Linked DNA regions of Homo sapiens: all the other regions are linked to region 1. The links are chromatin contacts, found by Hi-C in ENCODE. All regions are on one chromosome and are shown on one strand. The core of a region is the stretch at or near the end of the contact, and the rest is flanking DNA. Distances in the headings are between cores, read along the strand shown.

Region 1 (2,700 bases), core at 102-2,601:
CCTCTATTTATAAATCCTCATCCTAATCTCTGGAACCTGTGAATATGTTATCCTATATGGCAAAAGGGACTGTGCAGATGTGATCAAGTTGAGGATTTTGAGATAGGATGGTCTGTAACCAATGTAATCACAAGGGTCCTTATACAAGAGAGACAGAAGAGTTAGGGTCACAAGAGAAGGCATGTGACGAGGGAAGCAGAGAGAGTGAAGGAGATGTGAAGTCATGAGGTAAGGAATGCAGGTGGCCTCTGGAAGCTGGAAAAGGTAAGGAAACACATTGTCCCTGAGAGCCTCCAAAAGGAACACAGCCCTACAGGTCCATTTTGGACACCTGATCTCCAGTACTATAAGGTAATGAATTTCTTTTGTTGTATGCAACTAAATGTGTGATAGTTTCTTACAGCATCAATGAGAAACTAATACACGCTACATAAACACAAGGGAGATGTATTACTCGTTTTGTAGAAATCAAAGGCATTAATAAAACTAATAGCAGTTACCATTTATTGAGTGCTTCCTAGGTGCTAGGCACTATACTCAGCTCTTTCTGTATCTAATCTTATGTAGCCCTAGAACAAGATATGAGGTGGGAATTAAGGCCCAATAACTAGCTAGAATGTTTTAGAGTTGGGATCTGCGCCCAATCTATGTCACTCTAAGTTTTTTTTTGTTTTACCCCATCCCCATATTTCATCATAAGCCTTTGGGTTTGTCTTCATTCTTTAGCATGCGTTATACTCGCACGTGTCAACCTAGGAGTCGGGCTGGGGCGGGGCAGGAGATGACATCCACATCTAGGGTGCATGAAATTAAAAAAGAGCCGAAGCCATCTCTACAAGTCACAGGTAGCTTACATAGGCACCCACAGCAGATGTGAGGCTACAGAAAAATGAATGAGACAAAGAATACGCTTCAGACCGAAAGTCAAAGATCCCGCACCGTCCGTTCCTAACTCGCCCGCGTACTGGGTGAATCCTAGAGCCTGGCGTCTGCGAGGACTCCAGGAGCGACAGCAGGGACCGACGCAGAGAGGTCCTCAGCCTGGTTTCCCGGAGAAGAGGTCGCCCCGCTTCCCCCGCCCGCACCCCCCGGTGTTTTGGAGGCCCGCGTGGTCCCGCCTCATTGGCCGCCGCGGAGCCCGAGGCCTCGGGGAGGCGGGGCGGCCTTCGCAGTTGTAGTTCCCGAGTCCTCTCGTTCAGCGGCTCCGCCTTCCTGCCGCGGCGCCTAGGCGACCGCCCAGGACCACAACTCCCACAAGGCCCCGCGCTTGGGGGCGTGGCCGAGGAGCCAAGCGAGCCGGGGGCGGGGCCGCCTGGGGGATGAAGTGGGGGCGCTCGCCTTTCCTGCCTCACTCGCAGCTGCCGGGTGTTGGGGAAAGAGTCGCCTGCCTCCGGACTGGAGTGCAGACCTCTGACCCTGGAGTCGCTCGGCCGCTGGGAACCGTCCCCTTGGGTCGTCGCCTGGGCCGCCCGTCGTTCCCCGGCCCCGAGGGGTCCGGCTGGCCGCGGTGTGGGTAGAGGTCAGCATGAGCCAAGGGGTCCGCCGGGCAGGCGCTGGGCAGGGGGTAGCGGCCGCGGTGCAGCTGCTGGTCACCCTGAGCTTCCTGCGGAGCGTCGTCGAGGCGCAGGTAAGCCCGAGTGATAGCGGGCCGGGAACCCCCGGCCGAACACCCGCGGCCGCTACACACGGGCCGCGGCTGTGACGCGGGGAGGGCCGGGCAGGGCCGGGCCAGAAAAGAGGTGATTTCTGGCGAGCAGAAAACCCGGGGAGCAGAGACCTGACCGTCCAGTGCGGGAAACATCTGCGAACCGCCCGCAGGGTGGGGGGACGGCGACACTCCGGGTAATGGCAGTCAAAAGAGGAAGATGGTGACGGTCCCCCTGAGCTGTTTTCGTTTTTTCCTCTCGGATGTGTTAAGCGGCTGGGAGTGTGGCGGGAGATGGGACGGGCATGAACCACCTCGGCTGTCTTGCGAAGGGAGCGAGCGCCCAGAGAAACGGTGACGTCCTTCCCTTCAGGAGTTAGTGAGGGAGGGAGACTGAGAGTTGGGGGCACTCCGCAGACCCCCGAGGCCCCGCCAGGCGCAGGGGATTGGGAGGGGGCAAGACTTCACTCGAACTGTCGGACTAGAGCTTTCTGGGCTTTTACTCTTCCTCGAGCACCTTCCCTTGCTCAAGATTGCTTTATTTTTACCCAGCTGAGCTGTGTCTGCCAAGTGGCATCGCCAGGTAAGTCCCAATACGAGACTGGGGGGGTCTGAGTGGGGCGTTGTGGCTCGTGGATGGAGGCTCTGGCTCTGGCAGTCGTGAGGTGCTGGCTGGTTGTTGATGTGAAGCGATGATTACAAGTGTTCTCAGTGTGCTAGAAATCTGAGGCTTAGCTGACCAGATCCTTTCGCCTTCAGAGAGGTGTTTGCTTCTATTCAGTAGAATTTGAATTGATTGCCAGGTGCTGCTGCTTGTTGTCTGCACCTGCTGCAAGGAGGCAGCACTGCTGAGGGCCAAAAAAATAAAACGAAGGTCTCAGGTGGCCTGATGATGAGGGGAGATGTCATTTGAAGCAATTAGTGCTCATCCAAGAAAAATTGAAGGTGACTCTGAGTGTAACCGTGAAAACATGTTTTTCTGAATTGAGTCACTTTATTTCATGGTTTTATGGTGCCCTGCACTAAATCCCAGAGTGCCTGAATAGTCCGTTTGT
Region 2 (2,745 bases), core at 14-2,513, 8.4 Mb before region 1:
ACTCTTGGCCTGTAGTATTTCTGCTCTCCTGCATCTTTAAGCCAACAAAAATAACGACGGGCAATTTTTCATTTGTCAGTCAACTTACAAGGAATTTTAAGCACTGCAGTCAGAGGTACTAATCCAGTCTACAGAACAAAAACCCATTCTACAGAACAAAGCAAGCAAACACACCCAAACATGCATCTAACTGCAACGACAATTCTCTACCGGGTGCTTTTTTCTGGGGGCATTTCACTGCAAAAATCAGGCAAACCAGTTCTTGGACTCGATTCTGCGTGCTTGCCATACTCCAAAGTTAGATGATACAATAAACAACTTCTTCCCTTCCCTCTCCCGTGGTCACGTCACCTGTTGCATCACCTGGAAAGTGGTCTTCAGAGTGTAGGAAAGGAGCACCACCAGGATCTCTAAATAATTCAGCTGGGCTATTTTCTTGAGAAATGTTAGCCTCATTCATATTTTAACGAGGTTGCCTTTAACACACAAGGAAAGGGTGTGTTGGCTCCTGTTCACCTTTGAAGAGATTCTAGCACAGGCACCCGAAAGCTGTGACCTTCTGGACTTAGAGGGGCTTGGGAGTTTCTGAAGACGTAGCCATGGAGAGAGACGGACAGTTCGGCAGAAGCAGAGGAGCTGGGAGCGCAGGCGGTCGGGACGGGGGTCCCGGGGCAGCCCCGGGGGCCGGCAAGTGGGGTTGGAAACGCAACGGAAGCTTTGCCGAAAGGACACTGCACGTCGGCCAAGGGGTCGGGCCCAGAGCCGGGGTCGGGTCCAAGCTGAGCGGATGGGAGAGGTTCAAGCCCACCCGAGCTTTGGCCAAAACCCTCGGGCTGACTGGGTTCACCGGAGCGTCGACGAGTGCGAGGATTAAAAAATAACAATACTCCCTCCTTCACCCCCGGCTTCCCCCGAGAACTAGGCTGGAGGCGGAGACGCCAGGCAGGAAGCGCCTGGGGCCGGGGTCCGAGCCCCACGGGCGAGAGGAAGCCGGCCTGGGCCAGGGCTCGGGGCCGCCAGGGGCCGCACTCACCATGTCGTACACGTTGAGCACCACTAACTGGTTAGCCCCCATCCTCCTCCCCGCGGCCGCCGCCTCGTCCTCAAGCCGCTCCGTCTCCGCGGGGCCGGAGGCCGCTCTCACCCCCGCGGGCGCTTCAGGGGGCCTGAGCCGGGCACTAAGCGTACAGCCCGGCCCGCGGCAGCCGGGGCGGAAGCATCGGGCAGCCGAGCCGCTCCCGGGCGCCGCCGACAGGAGCGTCTGTGCGGACGGGGCCGGACCGTTGGCGGCCCGCTCCGGATGAGGCACCTCCCCTAGGCGGCAGACACGTGGGGAAAGGCGGGGCTTGAGCAAGGGGCGGGCGCCAGGCGCCCCGGGGGCGGGGCCGGCCCGGCGCCAGGACTGAGCCCGCCTGCGCTCTGGTTCTCGGCCGGCGCACCTCGGGACCTAAAATGGCGGCAACTCCGGCGCCTCCGCGTCCTGGAGGAACGGGGACCCAGGAAGACTACAGTTCCCAGCATGCAGTGAGGATTCCCCCTTGCTACTATAAGTGCAGAGGCGGAGTCTCAACAGCCCTTCGACTACAACTCCCTGCATGCCGCGGGGGCCCCGGTCCTACCAGACCAGGCCTCCCCGGGAGACTACAACTCCCAGCATGCAGTGCTTTAGAGCTGCGGCAGATCCCTTGCCGCCCGCGGGCGGTGAAATCTCCTACCTTCATTCACCCTCTCATCTCAGGTGCTGCTGCTGTTAGTAGTTCATGTTGCGTTGAGCTCGATGAAGCCAGCGAAATGTGGCAAAAGACCAGAGTGATGACCCTAAGTTTTCCAAATGCTTCCTCACCTTTTATTTGGCAAGGGGAGTGGTGGGGAAATAGAGGAAGACGAGTTACTGGTGTGGGATGAGGTGTAACGTGCATCCAATTAATCCTCAATGTGGAATTTACATTTTGTGAAACTATCCTGCTGAGATGGGAAGGGTACAGTAACCGTAGCTTAGCACAATCCTGGGACGTAGTATGCAGCTCTGCATTAATTCAACAAATGTTTGTTATGTGCTTCCTATGTGCCAGGCAGTGTTGTAGGCCCTCGGGAATGCCGTGATAAACAGGAACAGGGACATACAAAATATCACTGGTATGTGCTTTGCAGAAAATTTAAGTAAGGTGAAGTCATTCTTAAATTGGCTGCACGGGGAAGATCGCTGTAATGAGTTTTAAGCTGAAATGTGAATGACAAAGCCAGCCCCGCAGATATGAGGGGGAGGAGTATTTCAGTCAAAGGGAACAAATGCAAAGATCTGAAGCATGAAGGAGTTTTCTGTATTCAAGGAAACAAAAGATCACTCTTGCTGGGACACAGTAGGCAAGGAGTCGACGGTACTAGATGAGCTGGGCAGGTAGGCAGAGGCCAGATCCCGGAAGGATTTTAAAATTCATAACAGGGGTTGTATTTTAAACGAAGCCATAAGTTTGGACCAGGGAGTGAAATGAGTGTGCGTGTGTTTAAAAATGATTACTTGGGTTGCTGTGTGGAAAATGGATTTCAGAGAGGCAAAGGAGGTGGAAATAGGGAGATGAGTGTGGCAGATTGTGAAAATAGCCACAAATTATTTCCAGTCTCCCAAATTATACTCTTTGGTGGTGTCTACCCCCACTGACTGCACTGGACTGTGACTTGCTGTGGACGTGGGACATTAACATCGTGCAAGCAGAGGCTTAAAAAACACTTGTGAGTTGGGGCTTG
Region 3 (2,745 bases), core at 90-2,589, 7.8 Mb before region 1:
AAGGGTCAGAATTCAACTGCAGTGGGTAAACTCCTGAAAAATAAAGAAGACCCGACTTCCCCTTTCCTGTGACCAGAAGCAAGCCTCCACACCACCCATCTCAGCAAGTGCATTTTGGGAATAGATACACTTAATTTAATATTCAGAAATTACTTCCTTTCTTCTTGTTCTTCTACACTTTGCCCAAGACAGACTAAAACTTTATCCTAACCCCAGACACATTCTGCAAGATGCCACTGCTAGAATAAACTAAGATTTACAATACAATCACTTTAAGTGCCCCACAGCTAACATCAATCCTAATCCTTGAGAAGGCTAAAAATAAAGATTGGAGGGCAGCTCACAAGGTAGCCGTGATCAAATTAGGAGGCTGAGAGGACAGAGAGGGACGAAGAAGGAAGCTTATAAACATCTGATCCAGCTGACTGTGGCCATATGGCAGCTGCTGCCCAGATAAAGAGATTAAGAATAGAGGAGTGCGATTACAGCTGTCTGGCCAATTCAGGCAGCTCAAATCTACAAGTTCTAAATTAGTCGCTAACACAAAAACTCCTGCAAATAATTATTGTTATGCTGAAATAAAAGATCTCTTAAATATATATTTGAAAGAGAAATGAGGAAACCAGTCAAACTATTCTCCTGGGGACAAAAGTTTGGTTTTTTTTTCTTCTTCTTAAAAACCTGCAGTTTCAACAGCACTACAGCTGTATGTTTCAGTAGTGCTGCTCAATGTTTTGAAGAATAAAGTTTCACAGAGGAATTAATTATACAACAATCTAGCTGCTTAACTAGAATAATCTTCTCATATAAGTTTGAATGCTGGATTCCAGTTTACTATTTCCCCACCACCACCACCCCAATCAAATCTAAATAGCAGTGAACAACAAAAAAGCATTTTAATCCAACGTGATTTCCAAAAGCAGCATTTTAAAGCCTTTCTTAACATTTCAAAACTTGAAATATTTGTGTATTAAAGTTATTTACTCGCTCAAGTAAAAGGGATAAAAAATTAAAACTAAACAAGCTCAAGACTTTCAACTCCAGTAAGATGTTCATTTAATACTCAATTTCATATATTATTCCTAAACTGGGTTAGAAAAGTAATGTGATTTTTAAAATTAAATAAACAAAACACCAAAACAGAAATATGCTCAATCTAATCTCTTGCTACTCCTACCTTTAGGACACATAAACCTGATTAAGTCCTTTCCTCTGAGTCCTGCTGGCTCCAGGTCTGTTACATCGGTGGAAAAAAAGCAGACTAAGAGAGACAGATGCAAAGTGGAGATGATGTTAGAGAGGAATGAGATACCTTCTCCACCACAGATCCGCACACACTAACTCCCTGTCTGTGTGTTAGAATAAAAGGCTGAGGGATGGCAGGCTGTCAGCTGCTCTGACATCATGTTCAGATGGAAATGCTACCTCCAGCTGTGCTCCTTTTAATGCCATATGCTACTCCTCTACACTCCTGCCACCAGCTTTTTCTTAGGAGAACTTTTCTCTTCTGTTAGTATAAACAAAATACTTCAAAGTCTTCCTTTTTTTCCAAACTTTCTAACAGAAGAAATTGAAAAACTCAGCATATGGAGTTCTACTGTATTTATGGAATAGCAACACTTCTGTCTTAAGTTGGTGGACTGGCTTACATACTGACAGCACACTCAAGCCACGGTGCTATTCAGGAAATCCAGATTCACTTTTATTCAACTCCAACGTTTAGTTTCTAAAGCAGTTTAGGGATATTTTTAAACCAACCCATTTGACATCTCCAGTCCCATTTCAACATTATTACCGCACTTTTTTATTTTTTTCTGCTGAGATAATGGTATACATGTCTCAAATGTTGGCAGACTTGTTCAGAACTATTACTTCAGACTGGTTCACCTTATTATTTCACTCTTATGTAATTACTTATCTACAACTACCTTCTCAGAAAAATTTCTTACACTGCCACAGTCAATGCAAATTTCAATTCTCGGTACCAACAAGCTGAAACTGCACTTTCTGAAATCCTGGAAAGTACTTCAGTTCAACGAGACCAATTAATAAACTGATACAACCTGCTCCAGTCACTTAAAATGAATGCTGCACCTGCATATCTGATCTTTCTGCTCAGAAAAAGCAGAACCTTGCCTTCCCCTTGATCTGTGTCCCTTAACAATCTTTTTTTTCTTTGGGGGGGGGTCACTCTAATGTTTATGATCACAAGAAAATCTTTGTGTGGGGGGAAGCCAGGTCTAGTAAGTTTGAGAACTTTTCAGCCAGTTTGTGGGTCTTTTCTAATAGCTGATGAAACTGTAACGCGACCCGGGCTGGGCTGACCGGTACCGGGCAGGGTGCTGCGACATCTCTGAATGTCAAATACATCTCCTCAGACTCTTGGGAGGGCGAGGGGTAGAAAAGGAACTGGGGCCTGAGGCGCCAGCGTCCCAGCCCTGGTGATAACCACTTCGTTCCCATTAGAAAGCCGTGGCGGAGAGTTAAAGAGTAACAAAACCCGACGACTCCGTCCTGTCCTTCTCGCTTTCCCAAAGTCACAAACCTAACTTTCTCCAACTTCGCGGTGAGTGACATAATTATGAACACTTAGTCCAGGAGACATCCTCGGGAGATCAATTTCTTCCCAGCCACACCACCTATTCTCCACAAATGCCCTCGACCCATTCCAATATATCAGACATTAATCACCCCATTTACCCAGTGGGGTGGGGGGTGAGTGACAGTTTAATGAGTCCCGGGCAC
Region 4 (2,700 bases), core at 192-2,691, 8.2 Mb before region 1:
GATTTTAAAAAATTGAATGGAAATGACTAGTAAGGTGTGCTTATTCAGTATCTACTATCTGCCCAACACTACCTCGGGCATTTGACTAGAAAGAAATAGATGGCATTCTTGTTTCCAAAATGTTTGTGATCTTGTAATAAGGCCAAGATAGACAACAATTATCACATAGTATTATAATTGTTTACTAATCAATAGACCAAATAATTTGAATCCTTGAGGGCTGAATTGTATCTTTATTTCTCCTATGTTATCAGTGCCCAGGACACTTAGTTAGTTAATAGCAGGTTCTCAATGTTCCTGACTTAACTCATTGACTAGAAATAAAATACTAAAGTGTACTCTAGGGACCATTAGTGAACATACAGTATGTACAGGCGATTTGGGAGACGGTACATATAATGTGATTCCATTCCCACTTTTTTTCGAAGCACCTTTTATCAGAATTAAACATCATAGTTAATTTGTGTTGGTGTCGAAAGGGCATTAGATGAACAGTAGGTATACACCAGAATCTAGTTACAAATGTAACTGAGAGACAGTGGAATCTACAGGAAGGACATGGGCTCTGGACTTAGATTATCGAAGTACCAATTCAAGCCTCACTAGGGCAAGTTACCCAGCTTTTAAATCCTGTAAAATAAGGATAATAGAGGATCACCTACCTTATATGGTTGTGGGGATTAAAAAATAAAGAAGTGCATGACGGTATCTGCATATATGTACTATATGCGACATAGGTAATCCACTCCTCCTCTCTGAGCCTTTGTTACTACTATGTAAAATGAGGATTAGGACTTTATTTGATCTATTGATTTCAGGTCTCATGTCCTTTATCTTATTGCCTTACTTTTGAATTTTGTCTTTTTTGATCCCTGTCCCCATCTCTGTTACTTCCGGACTTTTAATTTCCAATTCTACACTTACACGTTCCGATTTTATGCTGTTTGTACTGCGAAATTCCACAGTTTGTATTTTGTACACATTCATTCCTTAATAAAGACAAATCCAGACAAACCTGCAGATGGCAGACACAGTGGCCCCAGAATACACCGCCGCAGCCCAGAGCGTTGCATGCTGGGATTTGTAGTCCGACGCTCCACACGCGCTTCCGCGCCTCTCCAGTTTGAAAGCGAGAGGTAGAGCGGGTAGGCGGGGTGCTGAAGGAGAAGCGCTCTCGAAGCCCCGCCCCTGACCTTTTCCGCTCGCGAGGTTTGCACGGGAGTGGCGCGCCAGGCCGCGGAAGGGGCGTGGCCTCGGTCCGGGGTGGCGGCCGTTGCCGCCACCAGGGCCTCTTCCTGCGGGCGGTGCTGCCGAGGCCGGCCTGCGCGGGGCAGTCATGGTACCCCCTTGAGCGGGCTGTGGCGGAGAGCGGGGCGGGGACTGGCTGGAGGGTGGCGGCCCGGCGGGGCGGGGGCGGGGCCGGCCTCTGGCTCCTTCTTCCTCTGCATGTGGCTGGCGGCCGCAGAGCAGTTCAGTTCGCTCACTCCTCGCCGGCCGCCTCTCCTTCGGGCTCTCCTCGCGTCACTGGAGCCATGGCGTTCGCCGAGACCTACCCGGCGGCATCCTCCCTGCCCAACGGCGATTGCGGCCGCCCCAGGGCGCGGCCCGGAGGAAACCGGGTGACGGTGGTGCTCGGTGCGCAGTGGGGCGACGAAGGCAAAGGGAAGGTGGTGGACCTGCTGGCGCAGGACGCCGACATCGTGTGCCGCTGCCAGGTGAGGCGACGGGGCCTCTCATGGGAAGCCGGGCCCGGGAGCTCGGGCTGCCTGGCTCCTGGTGCCCGGGAACTCGGACCCAGAACCCGGATCCACTGGCCAAAATGAGGTGTCACCTTGAGGCTCTCTCCTCCTGTCCTGAGCTGCGGCTACGTGGAGAAATGGCGGGAGGTCGGGGACCCCTGACCTGGAGCGTCGGGTGAAACTTGGGGTGGCCCTGGAGGAAGAGGTGGGCTGGCGGGGAGCCTTTGAGAGATGCGCGATGCCTGGCAGTTGCAGTTTTGCGTCTGGCGAGTGGTGCTCAGCGCCGGGACTGAGGCCGGGGTGGAGGTGGGATGCGGTCCGAGTTTGAGGAGCTACCGCCCGAGGCCTGCTCCCAACTCTTCCGACTGCGGGCGGAGACCCGGCGCGACGGCAGAACCCCCCATCACCGCCCCCCCGCCCCGCCCAGGGCGGCGGAGTGGGAGTGGATTGTTTCGAAACGTCCTGAAATCAGACTCACCGATCCCCCATCTGCAGGACCGTGGCATGCAGTGCTTTGCTTCCTCTGGTCCACTTTGTTGACATCCAAACCCACCCACCTCTGGGCTTTGGACTGTTGTTTTAGGGCCCTGAGTTTCTTGTTTTTGTTTTTGTTTTTACAGTGTGCTCCATACATGAAAGTTAAGGAGAAATTACTTTTACTAGTTGGTCCCAGAGGAAGGAATCCCTTCTCTGTTCAAAAAAAGTGAGGGAAGTAAATACATGGATGTCAAATTGAGTATTTGGAAATAAATATTTGCATTGTTAAGGTGACATCGAAAGTGAACTTTCGGAAAACGAGGTGGTAATGTACTTCTAACGGGAGACACGTGGTTTTCAGTGTAACCTTTCTTCCTATTTGTCGTTTCCTTTGACGCAGCATACAGGGTAAGGCCTTTGTAAAGGCTCTCAGATAACTCTCTCCAGTTTCAAAATTCTAAGCAGATGAGCAATAACCACTTTC
Region 5 (2,700 bases), core at 50-2,549, 5.6 Mb before region 1:
AAGAACTGTGAAACTGCGTCTGCTATGCAAATACAGCTTCAAGACAAATGCTTTAACTTTCCACCCCCTTCCATTCCGGTTGCAGCCCCCTAAGCCCTTTCTATACAGAGATTCTGGAACTGTCACAACCCTTTCTGATGAAACGACCTCCCCCCACTCTACAATAAAAAGTCAGTAATGGGCACTGAGCAGTTGCTTAGCATTTCATAATACAAATCTCTCCTATCAAACGTTAAGTTTGGAAGGAAAGGAAGAAAGAAAGTACAGGATCAGGAGGCAGCTTTACCCTGTTGACACCTTATCAGAGCTCTAAAGGCTCTGGTCCAGCAGTTCTCAAATTTCAGAGGTTCTTAGACTCTCAACTCCACTCAGTGACTGGGATTCACTAGTTCTGCTGTGAATGAATTTTAAACAAAGCAGTTAATCTGGATGCAGGTGGTCCTCAAGCCACAGTTTCAGAAAAACAGTCTCTTACCTCTCAGATGATATCTAAAAAGAGTTTTCTCTCACTCCGAGGAAAACGGATATAATAGTTCATGAAATTTACATAAGTTTCTTCTGGGCCAGGCAAATATCCTCGAATAATTATTTCTTCTTTAGCGTAGTAAGAATGGCTGAGTGCGATAGTAAGAATGACTGTGTACATATCTCAGAGGTCGCATGTGGCACTCGAGGTAACAATAACAGCACCATCTTCACTTTATCCCTCTGTCTCGCGGAGATGTGCAGGCGTGGCCCCCAAGCCCATTCCAGACGACACGTTTCCTTAGGCCTGCAAAATATTATGGGAAAATGTACTTGTCAACATTTAAAGGTGGAGAGATTGCATGTAAAACCTGGACTGCCAGCTTCTGCGGAAAAATGAGGTAAGTCTGGCAACCCTGGCGCCTGCTCCAGCCCGGAATCGTCTGCTCTCTTATCTCCCTCCGTTCACTGAACTGCAGACCTCTGGTTGCCAGACGTCCCCTCGGAACAAAACACATACTCCACTCAGGCTAAGGGCTCCGCTGTTGGGTTGGGAAGATCACGCCAGACCCTCTCCTTCCCTTCCTGGAAGACCCGAATCCCGAGAGGAGGGTCGGAGGTGACGCGCAGGTCGACCCCCAAGGGAACCCACCCATTAGCCTCCGCACAGCCCGCTCCTCTCACCTTCCGAGAAGGGACTCTCCTCCTCCCCTTGAGCGGAGCCGATTGCGGTTGGAGAAACCCGCTCCGACGCCCCTAACTCACTGTGGCCAGAGCACCCACGGCCGGCAACGCAGAACACGGGTAACTTGCCTACACAGCGCGCGAAAGGCTGACCTTTCAATTTGCGCGGGTTCCTTGCGGCCCCGCCCAGAGGATGTGACGTCAACGCGTATCCCGCAACCCGGTTCCGCCTCCTGCGGCTTCCAACTCATAGGGTTGCGTCCTGAGCTCTCCGTCTCGCTGGGTAGACAGCGGCTCACTGCCATACGACTGCAGCCGCTGCTGCCGGCCCGAACTCCGTGCGGCTTCTTGAGGGCGCGAGTGGCACTGGCGCTGATGGCCGATGGTGAGCACCGCCTCGGAAGTTGGGAGTGTTTACACCCGCCGGGGCTGCTGGGCGTTGTAGTTCCCTCCTGGCTGCAGCCCCAGTTCTGGAGGCTGATGTTGAAAGAGCGCCGTCGCGCGTTGATGTTGAGGCTTTTCAAACCTGAAAAAGTTGCTCAGTCCCCCTCGGCGTCATCAGTCCCATCCTAATTCCTTCATTCTCTTTAAAACGCCCGGTTGCCTCTACAAATCGAAATTGAATTCAGTTCACGCTGGGTTCTTTTCCCCATTGCAGTAGTAGTAGTGATTAAAATCTGCCCCTACCATTTTACCTAGAACCCAGCTTCGTTTATTTTTGACATAAGTCGGGGAAAAATTAGCTATATAACAAGACCTTGAAAATGGGCCTTAGAGACAAAGACTTTAGAGGCATTTTGGACTTTCATGGTCACTTGTGGCTAGGTTTCCAATCCTCATAACACCCCAGACCTCGTCGCTGTCCTCTTAGGGATATTGTAATTTAAAAAATTGGAAGAAACCTTAGGCCAGACCACAAAGTAATGTTCTGGGCTCAAAGATCAATAGGAATGATAATGCAGACTCAATTCAAGGAATTGAAGGGGAAGAAGTGAGCACATTGTTAAACATGCTCCCCATTTGATTACGTTCTTTACATCTTTTCCTCTTTTAAAGTCTTTTTATGATCACTCTAACATCTATCATGCCAATTTTAAAGGCATCTATGATGCCTTAAATTTGTTACTAAAATTGTTGAAAAGGTGCCACATTTGGGGAATGTGTTTGGAAAAGCTGTGTTGCTTTCTCCCTGGTTCTGGTCTTTAGAGCTGGGACTAGGAGAGATGAGAAAAGTTATCTTCCCTCCCTCTTCCAAAGGCTATGGTAGACCTAACCCTAAACTAGCTTGGAGTGGACTCTTGGAGAAAGTGGGGGACAATTTCAAACTGCAGTAGATTAAAGAGGAACTTCGATGTGGGCAGCATGTGTTTGTAGAGAAGCCTTCTTACACTCATTGGACTATCCAGCTGTAGTAACTGCTTCAGTACCTAGAATCCAACCATGAATATATCACACATGGGGGTCTTAGGAAGGAACCCCAAAATCAAAAAGGTGTCCATTCCAGTGTCACTGGATCTGTCATAAAACTAACATGAGAGTTTGCTGCACTGT

What was found. Hi-C counts contacts between places; a loop is a spot of excess contacts on that map. Pooled maps may share reads with other maps.
Region 2: a loop to region 1 is called in a map of OCI-LY7, with 18 times the contacts of the local background. The contact joins the promoter of DESI2 here to the promoter of ERO1B in region 1. A Hi-C loop is called at or near these places in 4 of 168 maps with a recorded cell type or tissue (CD8-positive, alpha-beta T cell, OCI-LY7 and naive thymus-derived CD4-positive, alpha-beta T cell) and 10 of 50 pooled maps.
Region 3: a loop to region 1 is called in a map of naive thymus-derived CD4-positive, alpha-beta T cell, with 22 times the contacts of the local background. The contact joins the promoter of ZBTB18 here to the promoter of ERO1B in region 1. A Hi-C loop is called at or near these places in 1 of 168 maps with a recorded cell type or tissue (naive thymus-derived CD4-positive, alpha-beta T cell), 1 of 37 single-sample maps with no recorded cell type and 7 of 50 pooled maps.
Region 4: a loop to region 1 is called in a map of CD4-positive, alpha-beta T cell, with 12 times the contacts of the local background. The contact joins the promoter of ADSS2 here to the promoter of ERO1B in region 1. A Hi-C loop is called at or near these places in 5 of 168 maps with a recorded cell type or tissue (CD4-positive, alpha-beta T cell, CD8-positive, alpha-beta T cell and naive thymus-derived CD4-positive, alpha-beta T cell), 3 of 37 single-sample maps with no recorded cell type and 10 of 50 pooled maps.
Region 5: a map of naive thymus-derived CD4-positive, alpha-beta T cell shows a loop between it and region 1 (14-fold over the local background). The contact joins the promoter of EXO1 here to the promoter of ERO1B in region 1. A Hi-C loop is called at or near these places in 1 of 168 maps with a recorded cell type or tissue (naive thymus-derived CD4-positive, alpha-beta T cell), 1 of 37 single-sample maps with no recorded cell type and 7 of 50 pooled maps.

What each region holds. Positions count from the first base shown.
Region 1 is chr1:236,280,609-236,283,308 of GRCh38, reverse strand. It overlaps ERO1B (endoplasmic reticulum oxidoreductase 1 beta), which reads left to right and starts at 1,351. Exons shown (of 16, transcript NM_019891.4): 1 at 1,351-1,627. The coding sequence starts at 1,526. RefSeq lists silencers at 1,007-1,596, 1,637-1,686 and an enhancer at 1,757-1,956.
Region 2 is chr1:244,651,644-244,654,388 of GRCh38, reverse strand. DESI2 (desumoylating isopeptidase 2) reads right to left here and starts at 1,263. Exons shown (of 5, transcript NM_016076.5): 1 at 1,034-1,263. The coding sequence starts at 1,075. RefSeq lists a silencer at 750-1,519 and enhancers at 1,600-1,759, 2,019-2,592.
Region 3 is chr1:244,049,877-244,052,621 of GRCh38, reverse strand. It overlaps ZBTB18 (zinc finger and BTB domain containing 18), which reads right to left and starts at 1,339. Exons shown (of 2, transcript NM_205768.3): 1 at 1,178-1,339. The coding sequence starts at 1,190. RefSeq lists enhancers at 63-564, 2,281-2,330 and a silencer at 2,011-2,100.
Region 4 is chr1:244,450,650-244,453,349 of GRCh38, reverse strand. It overlaps ADSS2 (adenylosuccinate synthase 2), which reads left to right and starts at 1,441. Exons shown (of 13, transcript NM_001126.5): 1 at 1,441-1,715. The coding sequence starts at 1,533. It also overlaps a transcript of CATSPERE not described here. RefSeq lists silencers at 1,052-1,541, 1,982-2,261.
Region 5 is chr1:241,846,803-241,849,502 of GRCh38, reverse strand. It overlaps EXO1 (exonuclease 1), which reads right to left and starts at 1,299. Exons shown (of 16, transcript NM_130398.4): 1 at 1,150-1,299; 2 at 476-772; 3 at 287-391. RefSeq lists an enhancer at 1,264-1,603.